Linked DNA regions of Mus musculus: region 2 is linked to region 1. The links are chromatin loops, found by intact Hi-C in ENCODE. Cell type or tissue: heart. All regions are shown on one strand. Each heading gives the region's core, and the rest is flanking DNA. Links, peaks and the distances in the headings are about the cores only. Region 1 has its middle 150 kb from the start of Gm29729. Region 2 has its middle 220 kb from the start of Snhg14.

The links. A loop is a pair of places that touch in the nucleus more often than their neighbours do. Peaks named below come from ENCODE experiments on the same cell type or tissue, not always from the same donor. Only the 100,000 strongest peaks of a DNase experiment are listed, where the experiment ranks them.
Region 2: it touches region 1 in a loop (2.7-fold over the local background); 2 of 42 quality-filtered maps call a loop at or near these places.

What each region holds. Positions count from the first base shown.
Region 1 is chr7:60,793,456-60,796,279 of GRCm38, forward strand. No RefSeq gene overlaps it. Among named protein-coding and RNA genes, the nearest start is that of Gm29729, 150 kb to the right of the region's middle. In heart, for the core only: no CTCF peak of the experiment used is centred there; no DNase peak of the experiment used is centred there.
Region 2 is chr7:60,663,981-60,666,804 of GRCm38, forward strand. No RefSeq gene overlaps it. Among named protein-coding and RNA genes, the nearest start is that of Snhg14, 220 kb to the left of the region's middle. In heart, for the core only: no CTCF peak of the experiment used is centred there; no DNase peak of the experiment used is centred there.

The sequences.
Region 1 (2,824 bases), core at 227-2,726:
TACCCTCAAGATATGTTTGTCCAGCCACAGACCCGGAGGCATTTAAGAAGCCAGAAGAAGACCGAATGAGGAGACATATCATAATGCTGATATTAATTTTTCTTTAGCCTGGGAAGGCTAACTAGCTCTGGGCTTTGGTGGACCTGCTCTCCCCGCACCCCCCGCCCGCAATAACCCAGTATTTGCCTATGTCTGTTAACTTTCTAACTAACCCTGTTAATTCTCTTTCAATGTGTTTGCCTTTCTTGGACTTTTCACTACTACACAGTGATTAGAAGGCACCTGGCCCTTTGAGGAAATTCTCTGATTTACCACCAATGTCTCATCCATCGATCCTTGTATCCAATTACACAATATGGATGTGTGGGACGTTCACAGTAATATAACCCATGTCAGGCATGGAACTTCACATTCCCTTACTGATTAAAAATCCTGAAAGATATCACATCCACCTGTGCCTCACTGTCCTAACCCCTCAAATGACCACTTTTTTGGAGCTTACTATCCCTTGAGTGCACTGCCAGACTGCACTAGGCATAAAATTAGCAAGGGAATACCCAAAATTGTCTAACCTTACACTTGGCATGTCAAAGTTAACCTCACATGATGCTTCAAATATTATTTTCTGTGTTAATAGGTATCACATTATATGCTGTTATGACCACATTATGATCAATAGGGATTTATGTGGCCCTTCTAATTGTCTTGACTTATGCCCCCTTACTCTTCTAAATGGTGACTGCCTCTTTAGTGTGGTGTATTTCCATATGAACCTGTTGGAGAAAGTGTGCACTGGGGTGACTGCATGAATGTGACCATTGGCATCCAGGTTGGCTGGAAAGCCACTTCAGTCTGTGTCTGATGTCCCTTCTTCTTTCTAGCCACCATTACCTCCATTGTCAGAGATAGCCTTAACTGTTTTAATGAACAATGTTTCCTGTTTATCTCCTGAACAGTATTGAAAAATGGCTATTCTGATGGGGAATAGCATTTGGATGCCTTTGGTAAATATCACCAACATACAAGCTGACACTCACTGGCGCAGATGGCGCAGACTCACGTACAACCCCTATTTCAGTAAAAAGGGGGATTTTGGTTTTACAGCTGCCACCACTGTGGCATTCACTGAAGGAATTGCCAGGGAAACAATAGCTATTCTTGACTTGACCTGGACAGCCACTAGAGCTGAAACTGTTAATGCTTTTGTCTCTAAGTTAGCTGAGGTACTACAGGGATAGGAGGTACTAAATTAACATCTTTAACAAGGCCCCCACATTTTACAACAACAGATTGACATACTAGCAGAAAGGTTGGCCCTTGGTTGGGATAGGACTCTATTTATACCCCAGGTTTCACCAATCTGCCTAATTCCTTAATCTGGTACATAACACCACTGAAGCCTGACAACAGTTGCCTCAATATCTTGAAGGCACCTGGTCAGACAAATTCCTTAACTATCTGTGCTATTAAGGGAGAACATAGCTAACCTCAATATAACCAGAGTATCTATGCTATCTCTAGATGTAGTAATCTTGGGAACAGTGTGGGACAATATTAAGAGGCTTTTTGACCCCTTGTTATTAGTCACTTACACTATGATAGACCATTGTATTTGAAAAAATCATATTCTAAAACCTGGAGTTACCATTTGCCTTATCCAGCAAAGTGACCAACATCCACCTCTTAAAAGTAGTCCTTGTCATTTAGAATTGATTGTGCCTACTCCATTGGTTTTGGACTTAATAGAAATGCATTAATTTGCAACCATCCATTCCTGAAGAATAACAATTTTTGGTCAGATTGGTTTCTTCAGATAATATTGCGAGCTTCAAAGCATTAATCAATTAAGCTTGATAAAAAATATTTCTCTTTTTTTTGGCATAGAACTTATTAATACCATCTTCTTAAAAAGATGTTCTTTTTATTATTATTAGATATTTTTTCATTTACATTTCAGATGCTATCCCAAAAGTGCCCTATACACTCCTCCCACTGCTCCCCAACCCACCCACTCCTGCTTCCTGGCCCTGGTATTACCCAGTACTGGGGCATATAATAGTTGCAAGACCAAGGGCCTCTCCTCCCAATGATGACCAGCAAAACCTCTCCTTGGCATATACCCAGAAGATGTTCCAACAGCCTTATTTATAATAGCCAGAAGCTGGAAAGAACCCAGATGTTTCCTCAACAGAGGAAGGGATACAGAAAATGTGGCACATTTACACAATGGAGTACTACTCAGCTATTAAAAACAATAAATTTATGAGATACTTAGGCAAATGGGTGGATCTGGAGGATATCATCCTGAGTGAGGTAACCCAATCACAAAATACTGCCCTTCCTATGCTTAGTATGGTATTGAACATGAGAGCAAACTGACCCTTGTCAAAGCTTAAATTTACACTGGCTAAAGCTCTCCCAAAAGCAGGAAGACAATTTAAACTTCAAAAAGTTCACCCCTAGGCCATGCCAGTAAGAGTGAGACCTGCTTGGTCAGTAGTCCTTTCAAACTTGCTATTTCTATACACCCTGAGGATGACTTTACATTTAGATGGTATACCCATTAAAGGGTTACTTGACACAGGTGCAGATGTCACTATAAATATATAAAATTAAGCAATAAGGTTCCCCCATTGGAGATTCTGGTCTGGTCCCTTCAATACAGAATTTGGAAGCTACCAAGCCACCAAAATGACTACCTGACCTGTGATGTTCCCCACACACTTTGGGAAAAAGATATTCTAGAAGACAGGGATGCCATACTTACTAGGCTTTTTTTTTTTTTTTTTTTTTTTTTGACGATGTTATGCAACATGACAAACTG
Region 2 (2,824 bases), core at 21-2,520, 130 kb before region 1:
TTGCAATTAACCTTAGGAGGTCTTTAATAAATAACATAAAGAAAACAGTGTTCAACTAATATAAAATTCATAAACTAATTTCATTGTGTTTTAATGACAACATGGGTTATATTGAAGTCCAATTTTAACACCCAAAAGCTCTCAGCATAAATTATGATTCCACTATGTGCATATCAGGAGAACAGTGCTATAGTAATAAGACACTAAAGGCTTCCTCTCCACAATGAATTGTTTATTGTTTTTAACCACAGAAAATATGCTTAAAATTGTACAAATTTGCAAATTTATTGCTTGCTATGACATTTTTCCTTCTCAATCTTTGATGTTTCATTCAAGATGAAACAGAGAAGGAAAAAAATATTCTAAAATAGCTATATTTAAGGCTACAGAGTCTTAATCGAATTAATTTTGTTCTATGCCTCTACTTTAGTATTTTAGCTCAAACTTATCATTGTGATGAGGTATTATTAACAACAATACCAGTCTATTGACATATTTTATATGTCCTATAATTGTAGCGCTTCAAACTATTAAATGTACATCAGACAAAAGGCACCATCCTAGGTATAATGGACTATTCTGCCAAAACTGTACCATTGATATATCTACTTTTCTTTTTTATTGTGAATATATATGTGCATGTTTATCTGTAAGTTGGTATTTCACAGATAGATGCAAGGACCCTCAGATATTACATTGTATTTTATATAGATTTAACATGTTCCAATAAGTTGCAGTAGGTTAAAATATTGCTCTTGCCATTGGGTACACGAATTGATTTTTTATTGGAATTGTAATTAGAATTTGTGCTATAATTAATTATTACAATTTAATGTTACAGCAAGATACAGTTTAATATTTTTATCATAAAATATATACAGTAAACTTACAATTCTGCCTCGTCCAATTCCTTAACCTAGAGTATTATATATCCTGTCTTTATGTCTATTCTTAATTTTCTATTTGCCCACAATTACGCCATTCTCTAAATCTATACAGGTAAATACATTTGTGTTTGTGTGTAATACTTTATGAAGCCAAAATTCTACTCTTTACAGCACATAATATATAACTTGATCATAGGGAATTTTTCATGTAGTTAAATTCAGAATACAATTACTGTAGAACTCCAGATAACATGAAATTATAGATAAAACACTACTTTTTTATTATTTTGGAGGTAGGGGGTAATTGTTTCAATGAGACTAGAGGAAAGACAGAATTTCTAATACTTAAACTTTCCCCATAGAAGAATATAATATCTGTTACTGCTAGGAGAAAAAAGGAAGTTACTCTAGGTCATATGTTCATTGTACCTATTAGAGGACATTGCACCTGGTTTTCTCATTCAAGGCCTGAATGTACTTTTTTGAAAACAGAAAAACAAATGTGAATATGGAAAACTTCACACATATTCTGTTTTCAAAATTTGTGAAAATTCAGTATAGCATATGTTTAAATGTGTAGTGTAGTGTTATGAACATGGTCATATTTCTTAAGTAATTGTTCAAGTTTATGGAAAATTAAGTGTTAGCTCATTCATTTGGTACCGAAAATGTTCATGTCCTTAGGGAACACTTGCTAGCATCATTTTTAGTTTATATAGGAACAGGGCATGCATAGATAAAAATGCAATTAAGTGGTTATTTAGAATAAAATACTGTTAGATATATGACAACAATGTCAGCTGACACAACACCCAAAATAGGGATAGAGAACCTGTAGTGACTGGATCCAGAGGTTGGGCAAGTCTTCTGGTTGAGGGATGGGGCCACCTATTCATCTCCAACGTTTAACCCAGAATTGCTCCTCTCTAAAGTATTTAGCAGGGATTGAAGGAAAGGCTATCCAGAGAACACTGGCCTGGAGATCCATCCCATATACAGACAGTAAAACCAAACATTATTGCTGATGCCAAGAAGTGCTTTCTAACTTCTTCCTGATATCGCTGTCTCTGAAGAGGCTCTACCAGAGCCTGACAAATACAGATGCAGATGCCCAGCGACAATCATATATCTGAGTACTGGGACTCAGATGGAAGAGGTAGAGAAGAGATTAAAAAAGCTGAAGGAGTTTGCAACCTCATTGGAAGAATAACAATATCAACTATCCAGATCACTCAGAGCTCCCAGGGACTAAACCATCAACCTGAGAATACACATGAAACAATCCATGGCTCCAGCTCTTTATGTAGCAGAGGATGGCCTTTTCTGGCAACAAAGGGATTAGAAGCACATGGTCCTGTGAAAACTTGCTACCTCAACATAGGGGAATGAGTGGGTTGGGGAGAAACCTTGTCCTAAGATATACTCTACTTACTGACATGAAAACTACCTCCCTGAGAAATAAATCTATGTTACCAGATAACACCATATGAGATTTGAAAAAAGGGAAGCAAGGGACAACCCTTTCCATTTGTGATTCCTATGAAGCACAATGACCAGCAATAAACCTGAGGGTACAGTAGTTGTATTAATGCTCTTCTTAACCAATAGTTCTACAATTAGAGTTAATTAAGAAGAAGGAAAGCATTCCTTACTCAGAACTTATCAAATCATCCAGGCTAGTGAAAGCATAGATTAAAAAAAGAACCTATGAGTATACTGCTACTAATTAAGTATACGTAAATATATTTTAAATATGGACTGTCTTTTCTTATCAGGACGTATGGTGGTGAAAATTGAGTAGATCTTCCTCTAAAGAGCCCTATCTAATCTCCCACATGAGGGCTCCCTGCTCTCTCGGCCAGGTCACCTCCAAGCCAAGCCCCCCTTGTGACTAAGCCTACGATATTATCATCATTTGGAGAACTAACCAGAGGTCC